Regions from separate parts of the Homo sapiens genome. Here region 1 is linked to region 2. A link is a contact called in ENCODE Hi-C or POLR2A ChIA-PET data. All regions are on one chromosome and are shown on one strand. The core of a region is the stretch at or near the end of the contact, and the rest is flanking DNA. Distances in the headings are between cores, read along the strand shown. Region 1 overlaps GPC6 (glypican 6). Region 2 overlaps GPC6 (glypican 6).

Region 1 (6,862 bases), core at 3,293-5,792, 920 kb after region 2:
CATCTTCTATTCTTATTTTCTCCCATAGGGTATAATTGACCTCCTAATAGTAAATTTACAAATACATATTTTGTGTATATGAATTTATTTATTTATACATACAGAAGAGCTTTCAGGAAGAAAATTTTTCATGTATTCCCAAGTATAAGCTTTAAAAAGTAGGGCACGTTAAATTTCTTCTGCTAATTGATTCTTGGCTACGTTGTACTCTATGATCTATGCAAGCAAAATTGATGTGAATGTGAGACCTCCCTGTCGATAATGGGATCCCTACCTGACTCCTAGCACTGGATAATGGAGGAGCCCTTGGTTATCGTCATCCCATGTCGAACTTTGTGATTTCACACTTCATAATGCAAGAGTATTACTTTAAAATGCATTAAACTTCTAAAGATAGCAAATAGCCTTTTGGATAATGCATTTTAAATAGACTCTAAATTCAGAATTTTAAAAAATGTTCGTATTGTAAGACATCATAATAGCTCTTATATCGCATCCTGTTGCTATGCCCTACTCTCTTTTCCTAGGCTTTGCCTTCTTCCTCAGAAGATAGCCTGTCGTTGCAAACCCATTCATGTTGCAACCTGAGCCTGAATTCCACTCTCCATAATAGGCCTGCGCCTCATCCTTTTTCATTTTTAGAAGTCATCTCTCTGTCAGTAGAACTGATTGGGTATTGTTTAATATGGAGAGGTCTTATAAATAGCTTTCCTGGCTAAAAATTGAACATAGAGATTTCAAATCAGCCCCCTCCCCCTGCACCATACATTATAGCTATCTGTTTTGTAATCTTTTTTATTAGAGAAGATGACAGCACATCCTGACATAAATCATCACTCATAATAATACAATACATATTTTAATCTCCTCAGAAGCATTAAGCTGTAGTACACTGTTGTCAAAGAATGCTGACATCCAAAGGACTCATAATAAATATTTGAAACCTGAAAACATTTAGTTTTAAATTTTCATCAAATATGTATTTAGTCCAAATACATTAAAATTCCATAACCAAGTTTAAGAACTTAATTATGAATTACCTACAATGATCAAAGTTATTTTGGTAAAGTTGATTTCTCAGCTTCAAGTGCTAAATGGAATAAAATGAGCATGGACTTAATAGAATAATAAATTAAATAATCATCCATTTGGAAGTTGCTATCTACTTCTTCATAAAATCTAGATTTCATCTCTTTATCGAGAGTTAGGTAAAATTAGACTCTAGATGTTTTTTCCATTTATATTATCAGCCAGCCAAATTTTAAATGGTGCATAGTTAATAATGTTATGGAAGTTTGAAGTCTTTCCAAATTTGGTTCATTTAATTTCTGACAACTTATGGTCCAAAGTATTTAGAATAAAGAATAGAAATATTTGGAATATTGCCTGGTTGCTTATAGGAGAAAAGCTGTTCTTGTGTAGTCATAACAGTGTTAAGGGGTGAACAGAGAGAGAGAGTGCAAGAGGGCGTGTCCCAAGTTAAGGTCCCTCTGAATGAAATTTCTGATTTTATTTTAGCTAAATGATTAACTAAAGATGGACGAGAAGATTCTTCAAAATCTCCTTTTTCACCCTACCTCATTATGTTTAAATGGTCATCTAAGAAATTATGGATACTATATTTAAATTCATGAGAACTAGATATCAGTGCTTTTAAACAATGTCTTCATTTTTCAAGCTACATTACAGCAAGGAGAATGAAAAGGAATGTGGAATAGGAGAGAGTTGAGGACAAAAGAGTGTATGGAAGGAGAAGGGTAGGAATTTTCTAGACAAACAAATGTGGAGGGAAGGGAGAGTGTTCCAGGCAGAAGGAACAGCACGTGCAATCATGGAAATATGAGAAGGGCTGGAAGATTTGAGGAGCTGCAAGTCTTGCTAGAGCAAAATAGCGGGTATGAGGGAAGAGGAAGAGGAAGGTAACAGAAGACTATCTGTCATATTTAAAGGGCTTTGTAAACTACAGAGGAGTTCTATATCTTAAGTCTTATAAACAGGAAATACCCATTCAAAATTTGAGTGAAGAAGTTGACTAATAATAGTAATGCCAATTGCTTATTCAATACCTTTTATTTTACTGTCAGTTGTTATCTATTCCATAACAGTTTTATTTATTCTCACTATATCATAGGTTACACATAAAATGCTTATATAATATTTAGCTATAGTAAGTGTTTGTACATAAATTATCTTCCAGCCTTACAGCAACTTGCGAGATAGGCATTATCATCACTGGTTGTCATAGGATGTTCAGAAGATTAAGTGATTTGACCAAGACAACTCAGCCAGTAAATGACAGAGCCAAACGTTGTACTTGGGTCCCTCTGGCTCCAAAACCTGCCCTCTTTACATTCTATGACAACGTCATTCTTGCATTCTATAAACATATATTGTGCCCCTTCTGTGATACTGGATGGAGGCTTATCACTCTCTGCTATCTCGGAGATTCTATTTGGCTGTCTTTAGGTCAGCGTGCTCACGCATAGATTTGTTGGCTGTTAAAGCAGGGAGAAGACAGCTTGAGGGAAACAGTCCAGGTGGGGGTGGAGCCCGTAATGTTGGGGGCCAGGGAGGAGACCATAAATGAAACAATATCATCATTCCCCTAATAACATTTTTATGTCTTCCAAGTAGTGCTAAGTTCCCAGCATATTCTGGACCTACCTAATAAGTAAATCTTTTCGGGCCAGAGCCACATTATGACTTTCATGGGCCCTGGGCACTTTTGCCTTCATGGGCACCTTCCTCCATGAAAGAAAAAAGTATATATATTTATTATATTTTATCTACATATTTATTTATATGTCCATATATTATAAATACATATTTGTATATGCATTTATATATTTATAAATATATATAAAATATATATTATATATAATTATATTTTACAACTGAATTGGAGTAAAGGCGAATATAGATGGGATTCATGATTTTACATTAATTATTATATTCATTTTTTATTCTGATTTTAAAAGATTAAAGTGAAAACACTTTCGTGGGCCCTGGGTGCTGTGGGTAAGTAGGCCCTGGTGAAGACTGGAATGTTATGTGTCTCCATATGGTAAAATAATGCAAAGTTAATGCCGGAAGGCATTACCCTCCGTGGGCGTGGGGATAGAAGTTGGACCAGGGTAAGTTCCACTTATGACAACAGTTTCGTAAGAGGCTTAGGCAAGTGGGAGCCGCTATTAAGGAAGGCAGACTTTAAATTATTACACAATTAAATTGTAGTTTTGTCTTTCATGAAGGCTTGAGCAAGTTTACCTTTTTGACAAGCTTATTTACTACAGGATAGGAAACAACGTTTGCAATATCACTTTTAAAAGAAAAGCAACAGCTTTCAAGAAATGATTTCCTCTGTTGATGCAGTTGCAATAATTTTCAATATCTCATTTGTGGTGCAGAAAAATGAAATACCTCAGCCTTGGAAAATGAACGCAGAGTGAGATCACAAATTGATCTTGGCAGGAAAGAGGCAGGCAAAGGATTTTAAATACTTTAAAGTACTCTGCACCTCCAAAACACTGTCACTCTGAAAGTACAGTAATCAGGGGTGGTATTTAGAATGCCGAAAGATATACAAGAGATGGAGAAAGCCAATACTAAAATCTTAAAATACTAGAACTCAGAGGGTTAGAGGGTTAACTTCTGGAAGATTAAAAGGACAGTTATTGTGTCTCTGTGAATACTTAATAAGGCCAGAAAACATACCGAGCCAGAAATAAACAGATGCAAAGAGCATAGAGATGTGACTGACTCTTCCACAACAAATTACAAAGGCATATTAGAAAGCACTGCTACAAAGGAATGAATCCTTTGTATCCCTTGCGGGATCCTGAGAAACATGCCATTGGGAGAGTGGTTGATTGGGCTAAGGGTCCTGGTTTTTGAATCAGATTCACACTCCCTGGAGATCCACAGAGAACGTCACAGAGAGAACACGTGGCTGCAGGAGCCTTATGTGCTGAGCCCACTTTGATGTTGCTGGAGAGTCCTACTCCAGCATCTTCCTATTTTCTCAGTTCCAGAGAAAATGAAAAAAAATGAACTTTTGCTTTAGAGTGAAGGGAAGTTGGATGAGAAGTGAAGACTGGAAGTTGGGCAGGCGGGACCTCTGGGGATGAACTTTCACCTGTCACAGTTTCAACTTATTTTGTGGCACAGAGTTGATTAAAAGAGCTTTCCTTTGGCACTGCTACTGTTGGAGGCAAGAAAAGGAAATGCTAATTTCTGGAAACTAGAATTGCTGCCCCTAAAAGCACAAGAAATAATGAGTGCTCTGAAAGAAAACACAGACAGGCACGTGATCCTCAACCAGAAAGCAACACACAAGCAATGGCATCAGCAGTTATTGAAATCCTAGCCTCTTTTTCTGATGCCAAGGAAGAGCAGATAAAAATCAACCTATGTTCCTTGGATGGAAATCAAATTCTCATGCTTGATGGTTTTCACCACTAATTTCATTGAAATGGCCCCGTGCTAACTTGGGCTTTCTGAAAGTATTCATGCCAGTAACTCAGCCTCCGAAGGGTGCCAGAGGGACTGAGCTGGTTGGGCTGAGTGGTGAGGTTGTGAGGTGGCTGCTGGCTGCCTGGCAGTCTCAGAGCCCAGTAGCCGCTGTGTGCTGGCCATTGGGGAGAGATTCTGATGGTGACATACTGAGAGTGATTAAATCTGTTTGGAAAGTTAGCCAGAAGGCAGAGAAATTGAAAAGGGAATGTAGTTCATTCCTTTTGGGCACTGACTTTTCCCCATAAGTATTAACTCTTTGCTATCCTCAAAATCAGACTGGATTTTCACGTTTTCAAATTTGAAACTCATGGAAAATGCCAGACTGAAAACTATCAAAGTGTTTGCAAATGCTGAAGAGAATGGGAATAAAGCCATGAGAGTTTTCAGTAAATTGAATTTGCTTAGGTAGATTGTAACAACTCTCTTGTGAGGGCATTTGAGCCATCATGTTTAATTTGGGCCATTTAACAAAGATCCTGGGAGTGGAGAATTGAAAAGAGTGGGACTTACAGGCTTTCTCTGGGATTGTGTTGTTTTCTGCCTACTCCATGTCCAGAGTGCGAGGAAATAAATCTAGGATGTTCTTAATGTTTGGAGGCTCAGTTTCTTAAGACGTTGGCTCTTTAGTTGCTTATTTGTGTAGTCCCTGTGAAAATAAGTGTGCCTTTTTAATTTAGCTGAGTGTTATTTCATTGTCTTTGATTCTTTTCACCTGAGTATGGTTGGGTTTGCAGAAGCCCAAGTGTACAACCTGTTAGCCTCTTTGGTCATGCAGAAAGGCCCTTCACCACCATTGGGACCTAACAGTACTGATTCTGCTACTGAAGTACTGATTCTGCTACTGATGGTCTCAATAAATCAGTAAGACTGAATTTCTCATCCTATAGCAAATTTACCCTTACACGCAAGACCATTGAAAACACAGCCAGCGCAACATAGATTTTAGACCTACTTTTTATGGTATGTTTATGTCATTTATTTTACCTCTGTTTTCTGGATGTTCTCAAATGAAACATTAGGAGACTTTTCAGGAAAAACAGAAGGCTGTTACATTTTGACTATGAGAACACCTGGGAAGAGTAAGGGTGCATAAGCGAAGCAGCTTATTAAGTGCTTCAGTAAAAGTAAGGGAACTAATTTGTCACACTGCATGACATTCAAAAGAACAAATGCCTCCTAGACTAAAATGCTAAGGAAGGGAACTCTAGGGAGAATGGAAAATTCCAAAGTATATTCATGATAAGAGATGCCTGAATTGTAAAAAGGGATTTTGCTAGGGGGTAAAACCAAGACATTTGTCCTTTCCCTGCATTTTAGTTGTTACCAGCTTGAGTTTCTTGAGGCCCTAGTTTATCATCTCAGATTTCCTAACACTTTTCATGGCATGTAGCTGCAGATTAGTATGAAAAGCACAACTGCGTGCTTCAGTGAGCCTCTACTTGATTCTTAAAATGACAGTGATCTGGAAGGAAGGAATCCCCTCTGTTACCCCAAAGTGCAAAAACCATGAAACTACAAAGTCCCGTGGCAGAAGCTCCATATGGAAGGTGTACTAGCTGTACAGGAGTGAAGCCCATAAACAATTGTGTTAAGTGCTGAAAACGTGGAATTGATGAGCATTTTCAATTTTTTTTTAGGAGGCCAGGTATTTGGATGAATAGTTTGGAAAGACAGTGAGCATTGTTTAAATGCCCCCCAAATTGCACACACAGAGTCCTAGCAGCAGCAACTTGCCCTCAGGCACAGGGGCAATGATTAAAGAAGGTTTTCTTAGATTGTAGTGTTATGGAATCATTATAATCAAATCTACCTGAGGAACCTACCCACCAGAAGACAAAAAAAACAAGTAAGATATCACTGAAATCTTTTTTTTTTCCCAAATAAAAATGCGTATCTCATAGATTCCATATGGTGAGAAGGGAGATGATTTGAGAGATTATCTCAATAGTACATATTAACTGCTCTTACGAGATGATCGAGTGATCTTATTCAGTATATTATTAAATTTCTCTATCTGTAAAATATAATTAATAGCTTACCATTTTCATGGTAATGTTTAAAGATAATGAAAAAATGATAATCACAAAATGTTTTCAGATACTCTAAAGCAGAGGTCAACAAATTATAGCCATCAGCTAAATTCTGCCTGATACTTGCTTTGGTAAATAAAGTTTTCTTGAAACTCAGCCATACTTATTCATTAACATATTCTCTATGGGTCCTTTCCCAAGAGCTGAGTGCTTGTGACATAGAACATGTGTCCCACAAAACAGAAAATATTGCTCTCTGGCTCTTTACATTAAAATGTCAATAAATCTTGCTTTTAGGAAAAACCATCTTAGTTTTA
Region 2 (7,204 bases), core at 4,238-6,737:
CCCAGCTCCCATGCCTTTGACAAGGCAGATCTCACACCCACAGACTTCTGCTGGCAGAAAGCTGCAAGGGCCGGCTGGGTCCCACAGTGCAAGACTGCCACACACTGCAAGACTTCCCCCGCAAGACAGAAACCGCAGCTCTTAGGCCACACCCCTTCTAGTTTGGCCCACGAAGCAGGGGCACCTGGCTCCTGTGTCCATGCCAGAAGCATGCTTTATGCTTAAGATTAGGTTGCAAATCTCGCTTGGGAGCTTCTTTCAGCCTGTGGCCATCTCCTGAGTTAGCTAGCAGATTTTCACGTGGGCGTCTGTGAGTTGGATTAGGAGTGTCTTCCTTCTGCCCCTCCTGGCGCCTGGGCGGGCATGCAAAGCACTTCTCCATGCTGCTCCTTCTCCCCACTGCTCCCCAAATCAGCTCTAGCACCCGGTAGGGTTAAGGAGCTCCCCCATGGCCTGGATTAAGCGGCTCCCCAGTGGGAATGTGTATGAAGGAGACAGTCTCTCCCCTTTCACGCTCCAAAGACTGAAGTTTTCTGCCTGACTCACAGTGCAGCCTGCTGCCTACTGCTCCTTTCACAGTATCCAAAGTTTCTTTCACTTTTTCTCTTGAGTTCCTCTGTTCCTTCTTAGATAAAAGTGCACAGCGTGAATCTCTACATACTATTTTGCTCTTTTCAAAAGGGTGACGCACACTAACAAAGCCTCTAATCTGCCATCTTCAAAAAAAAAACTTCATAATCTTAATAAGAATCCCAATAAATTGAGTAGTAATTGAGAAATTGAGAGAAACTGCTGAGGCTGTCTGAATTAATGAGGTATTTGGCATTGTCACTTTAGTCCAGTATTTCTCAACCCTGGCCAGTGATGAACTGATTAGGTATTAACAACTGCCTGGGTGTGGAGGGGACACTGATTCATAGCATTTGGTAAGTTTTGTGGTATAAATGTTCTCACCATGAACAATTTCAAGCTACCAACAGTTTAACAGCCAGTTCACAAAATTCCTTAAAATTTAACAGTCTTCTAGGCTATAATGTGGGGCACTGAAAATTATCTATACTTGAGCACCGTTATTCAGTTTTGGATACTCTGATTTAATTGATTTGGGAAAGGGCACAGTCCTTCCTTCTTCTATTCTTCTCTCCTTCCTTCCTTCATTCTTTCCCTCCTTTCATAATTTCCTAATTTAGATGTGCTCCCAGGATTGAGAATGAGTGATGTAGAGCAGTGAGCTTCCTAAACTTTACTATGCACCAGAATCACCGAAAGGCTTGCAAAACACAAATGGCTGGGCTCCACCTCCCAGACTTTCTGATTCAGTAGTAGTTCTGGCCTGGAGTCTGTAATTTGCGTTTCTAACAAGTTCTCAGGTGATGCTGATGTTGTTGGGTCAGGTATCATACTTTGAGTCTCTGGGGCTCATACTCTGGTTGCCATTCATTGTGGTTTTAAATATGGATTTCTTTCAGAGTGGGCAGTCACCTTTTGGATAATGGTTTTTGTATTGTTTTTTACATTGGTTGTGGGTGAGAATCTCCACCCACAAAGTGTGTTACTGCTACAAGTTGTACTACTTAGATCTCCCCGCATACTTTAAAAAGTTTACATGAGCCCCTAGGGGGACTAAGGAAAAGAGCAGAATGGGACCAGAGCAGTCTATCCCATGTCTGCCTGGAACAAAAGAGGCCAACGATTCTTCTTCCTAAGTAGAATGGGCTCTCCACATTGCTTTAAATGGGAAATGGGCAATGGCATTTCAGGTTTCTTTCACCACAGGATCCTATTTTTCTTACTAATATGGTATGCCTTCTGTTGGTACCTATGACTCTTAATTAATTTTTGGTCCTGTTGAGATTTCTGGTCAAGAGAAATTCCATCCCCCCAACCTCCTCCTTGAGCTGTTTTTCCTATCCTAGCCTCTCAGGCACAGATCTAGCCATTTCCCCTGACTTTTAGACTGTTATGCAAGGCGACTACATTTAGAGCTGGTCACTCTGCATTTTGTACACATTGAATTAAAGATATAGCATAATACATTCTGGGCATGCACACCTGCACTCTCTAGGCTTTACTAGTTGCATGTTTGCTCCTTACATCATAGTTTTAGGTTTATCAAGCAATTGGCTTCCTCTCTTTGTGCCCCCAGGACAGCTGAGATTAGCAGGGGCCAGTGCTTCTCCACAGAATTTGAAGGAACTAGAGGTATTTTTTTTCTTAAGATTGCAGTGATGTTGAGGCAACCATTTTCTTTGCAAAGAAAACACCTTGAAGTGTTCTAAAAAATAATAATAATAAATAACTTTTATTTACTATTTTCTTAATAGATGAGAATAACTCAAAGTCACTAGCACTTGTGAAATGAACTTAACAAAAGCCACTATGATTGAGACCATCCTGGCTTACACGGTGAAACCTCGTCTCTACTAAAAATACAAAAAAATTAGCCGGATGTGGTGGTGGGCACCTGTATTCCCAGCTACTAGGGAGGTTGAGGCAGGAGGTGAACCCCAGAGGCGGAGCTTGCAGTGAGCCGAGATTGTGCCACTGCATTCAGGCCTGGGCGGCAGAGCAAGACTGTCTCAAAAAAAAAAAAAAAAAAAAAAAAAAAAGCCACTATGCACACATTATAGGTATTTTTAAATGACAGGCCTTACATTTTTTCCTGGAAAAAAAAAATTGTCTTTTAGCTGTTTGCTTATCCTAATTTCCCCCCCAAATCTCCATGATTGGGAGTTTTTCAAACTTAAAAAACTGTGACATTTAAAATTTCTGGTAATTTGTTCTCTTTTTTCTTTTCTTTTTTTTTTTACAGCCAAATATTTAACAAAAATTTTAAGTATAATGTAACATTTTATTATGAAAGAAACAACTACTGGAAACTAACTTGCAACAAAAACCATTCTAGTATCTTTGCAGTACCCTTAGGAGATACCTAATTCTTTAAAGAGATGTTTATATTAATGAACTGATTTTAGAAGACAGAATTTTTGAGATCGCTTTTAGATACCTACAAGCTATATTAAAAATCACCAATAAACAAATTAAGATTATCTTTGACCTCTGTTTTCTGTTGGCCTAACAAATGTTTTTGCAGAGTTTAGGATTGCTATTTTGAAAATGGGAACTTGTAATTCTAAAGTACTAACAATCTGAAAATGCAGGATTGCTGGACACTCCTATGTGGTGATCCATTATTAGCTTCTCCTCCAACTATATTTGCCTTGAACTTGAGAATCTTAGTTTACTGTTACTTTTACATTATCAAGTGCTAATGTGTGAAAGGATTTTATTATGCTTTTACTACTCATTTCATGATATGGTATCTTATTCAATATTCTTTCACAGACTTGGGGATATTAGATATCAGGTCAAGCATTATGTTAAAAGCTTAGGCCAATCTTTTTATATGACCGCAATAAAGAATATATTCATTTCACTTATATTACCACATGGCCCTCATAAAAGGTCAGTTTCAATTGAATATAAAATACCTTACAAATGGCAAATCATATGTCATCAACAACACACCTATTATGAATAATCTATTTTCAATTACCACCTTCCCCTCTTTAAAATATAACTTGGAAATGTCTTAGAATCACTAAGAGATCTTCATTATGTATTTTGTGCAAAAGACATAAAAATTGTATATTTTTCTGTTTTAGTCAACAAAATATGTATGGAGTAATCACACTTAAATTTCAGTTAAAACAAGTTAGGTGCATCAGATATTCAGACCAAAAAACATGAAATTATATTTTTTCCATTTTGTTGTTAACACAAAATTTAACTAATTAACTGAATCAGTTACTCGGCCTGGGCTATTGATGATGAGATAATATTACAAGAAGTTATATGTATACACATAAGCTGGTTGCTGTGATTTAGGAGTGCCAATTTATTCTTACTCAGAACATGCTTAGCAGTGTATACAAAGGTTTCCAGTATAACAAAGGGTTGACTATATATAGAAATATAGGTTAGAATGAGCTTAATTCTATGTGATAACCAAGGTTGATTTTTACAACTGGAATAACAATTTCCTAGAACAGAAAAACCTGTAGCATATTTAAAAATGAGTTTTAACCTTTCTAGCCATGATTTTAAAAAGCACAGTCTTGACAAAACTGCTTAGTCCCCTAAAGGATATATTTTCAAAAGTATGATCTTATGTTTGAAAAAAAAAAAGTCTAAAAATGTTCTGTACTTTAAAAGGCCCACAAAAAGTGTTTTTTTTTTTTTTCTTTTTTAAGTGAGCCTCTGTCACAATTACTATAATCAGGAAAAATGGAATACAAATAAGCAAGAGCAGGCTTTTTCCCAGTACGACACTTCCTACAGCTATCTTCATTCAGGGTGACAATTTCTATTTTAACCTAATTAAGTATAAGAGAGGACCAGTGTCCTAAGCCATAAGCCTGAAGGTTCCTGGAAGTACTGAGCTGCTCATTACCTCCCGGGCACTGCTGGGAGCCGCTGCCTGAAACTTCTGGAAGGTGCCACGGATGCCCAGAAGGAGGCTCTGCTGCACAGCGCCAGCCTGTAGGTGCACCACCTTCAACCGCATTTCAGCCTGGTTACTGTGGAATTGATTTTCACGGCTCATGACAGAAGCTGTTTTCAGCCCATGAAAAGGAAGTGGCTGGAGCTGATACGCCTAACACAAACAGCAAATTGCTCCATGGCTTTCATAGCATTCGAGGCCTGTTACCTTAAGGTTCTAATGGCCTTTTAACAGTGTTTCCAGCTGAGCAGCAGATGTAAAGGATACTGAACATTGAAAGCACTGTTCTTTTTTCCCCTCCCTGAAAGAATCATTGTTTACAGACATTGTACCAACACCATATCCTAGGACCTATTCACTGGCATGTTAGATTTGAAAAACTGAAACAAATTTCAGATAAATAGAAAGTATTATCAGTGCCATAAACCTACCACCTTACTGAGCTGTCTGTCCTATATTACCACCCATCAGGAACTGAGATCACTGAGGACGTATTTTCACCATTAATAGGGGCCCCCATTTGGTAATATCGCATCAGGGAAAATAATTAATGGAACCCTGTGAAACCTCTGAAACTCCTTATACTTTAAATTGATTGATTTTAATCCTAAAAATTGCTGTGTATTTCTGAAAATAACACATTTAACATTTAGAATTGTATCCTTTCTGCCTTTGGCTTCCCTTTCTGTTGTTCTGAGTGTTTAGTTTCGTCCTCTGTTGGTAAGGGTTGTGAAATGTTTGCCTTATAGGCAGCTATGGGCTTCCTGCATAGGGAACATGAAGGCCTTTAAAAGGTTTGGTCTGTTGAAAGAGGTTGGCATTTCAGTCTTGTGGACTTTTGGGAAAAAAATGTTAAACATAACTGAAGAGCCCTTGTCAAATTGGAGGTTTTTCCATTTTAAAAACTAGAGAAATAGTATGTCTTTTGATTTCACTTTGGTCCAAGCAGCGCCTCATATTTCCACTTTCCAGTGGTAACTAGCAGAGGTAAGAGAAAAACAGCCATGCGGGTGAGTCATCATTCCTCACTCCAGGAAATGGCTCATTTTACAAGCTTTTGGAAGGACCTTTGGGAAGTTGTGAGCTGCCACCATTTTTGAATTGAAAATATACATATGTTGCAACTCTGATGTAAAAGGCATATAGTTCCTTTTTCCTCCACCTCTTGGTTTCTCCTTCTCCTTCTCTTCTTGCTCATATAACCTGTGTAGTTTTCCGCAGGAGCTCCCACTTGATGGGTAACAGGAGAAAACATTTTAGTCTGATCTAGTTGAAAATGTAGTCTGATCAGTTTTGCCTTTCTAGCTGACAGTCAATCAAGTGGGATACTTGCTGTGGTGCAGTGGCTTTGACTCCTGGCTCCTCTACTTAGCCTTTTCTGAACCTCTCTGTGCCTTGATTTTTCCATCTGTAAACAGGGGTAATAGCAATTCCTATCTCTCATCACTGGGATTGTGCTACACGAATGAACACTTCTAAAGCTCTTAGAATAGTATCTGACAAGTACGAAAGGCTGTACACATGCTTGTCAATTAACACAGAGTAGAGGAGGAAATAAATCTCTTAGATTGCGGAGTGATAAAGGAGTGACTCTTTCTCACGAAAGAAAACTGAGGGTCCTAGGGCTCTGCCCATTTCCAGGGCCCTGCTGGCCTGCATATCTGGGGGTGGTATACTTTGTGATCTGCTCTTATTCAAGTTGGGAAGGACCGGGTAACTAGTCCCCTTCCTTTGGTATTCACCCTCACATTGGCCTTTCTGGGCATGAAGACCTCCTGAGTCACTGGTTTGTCACTCAACTGGCCTCTGGCCCACCTCCAGCCTTGATCACTTGGCATGGGGGGACCATGACAAGCCTCTGGTTTGCAACTCCGCTGCTTTCTGAGTTCTTCCCAGGAGGGCTCTAGGGATTGCTGAGCCAGACCAGTGCTACCCAGGTGAGGGGTGTAGCTCTCCCTCTGAGTACTCTGTGCCCCAAAGTTGACCCTAAAGTTGGTCCAGGTAGCCCACCAGGCAATCTCTTCACAGAATCCTAGGCAGAATTTGGGCCCCACATCCTGCTTCCCTTTGGCTTCCCAGCATTGAGGCAAAGCTCAGAGAGAAACTGGGTGTATTAGTTTGTTTTCACACTGCTGATAAAGACATATCCAAGACTGGGCAATTTACAAAAGAAAGAGGTTTAATGAACTCACAGTTCCACATGGCTGGGGAGGCCTCACAATCATGGTGGAGGGTGAAAGACACGTCTCACATGGCAGCAGTCAAGAGAAGAGAATGAGAGCCAAGCGAAAGGGGTTTGCTCTTATAAAACCATCAGATCTCGTGAGACTTATTCACTACCACAAAACAGTATGGAGGAAACCATCCCCATGATTCAGTTATCTCCCACTGGGTCCCTCTACAACCTGAGGGAATGATGGGAGCTACAATTCAAGATGAGATTTGGGTGGGGACATAGCCAAGCCGTATCACTGGGTGACTTGGCAAACCATTACCATTCTTCCACCTCCTTCCTTTGCACAGACCCCTTGGGCAGGGATGGGTTTGCTATCTCTTTCTCTTTCTGACTGGAATTCAAGCCCTTCTGCCACATTTAGAGACTTCTGCCTACTAAAGAGATGATGTAACAGACCCTCATGCCCTTAGAGGTGGAAACCTATAAGGAAATAAATGATTTAAGGAGCAAACAGAATGGAATCT

What was found. A loop is a pair of places that touch in the nucleus more often than their neighbours do. ChIA-PET counts read pairs that join two places held with the same protein, here RNA polymerase II (POLR2A). Pooled maps may share reads with other maps.
Region 1: a loop to region 2 is called in a map of ascending aorta, with 2.4 times the contacts of the local background. The contact joins two enhancer-like sites. A Hi-C loop is called at or near these places in 1 of 168 maps with a recorded cell type or tissue (ascending aorta) and 2 of 50 pooled maps. POLR2A ChIA-PET finds 5 or more read pairs at or near these places in 1 of 52 experiments (HEK293T).

What each region holds. Positions count from the first base shown.
Region 1 is chr13:94,165,854-94,172,715 of GRCh38, forward strand. All of the region lies in intron 4 of GPC6 (glypican 6), which reads left to right. The region is part of intron 3 of GPC6-AS1 (GPC6 antisense RNA 1); the gene reads right to left. Among named protein-coding and RNA genes, the nearest start is that of GPC6-AS1, 19 kb to the right of the region's middle. Within about 2 kb of position 4,543, at least 4 of the 41 ENCODE cell types and tissues checked have a DNase peak (open chromatin) inside an H3K27ac peak, as active enhancers do.
Region 2 is chr13:93,244,209-93,251,412 of GRCh38, forward strand. All of the region lies in intron 1 of GPC6 (glypican 6), which reads left to right. Among named protein-coding and RNA genes, the nearest start is that of GPC6, 21 kb to the left of the region's middle. RefSeq lists enhancers at 1-43, 4,016-4,517, 4,518-5,017. Within about 2 kb of position 5,488, at least 7 of the 41 ENCODE cell types and tissues checked have a DNase peak (open chromatin) inside an H3K27ac peak, as active enhancers do.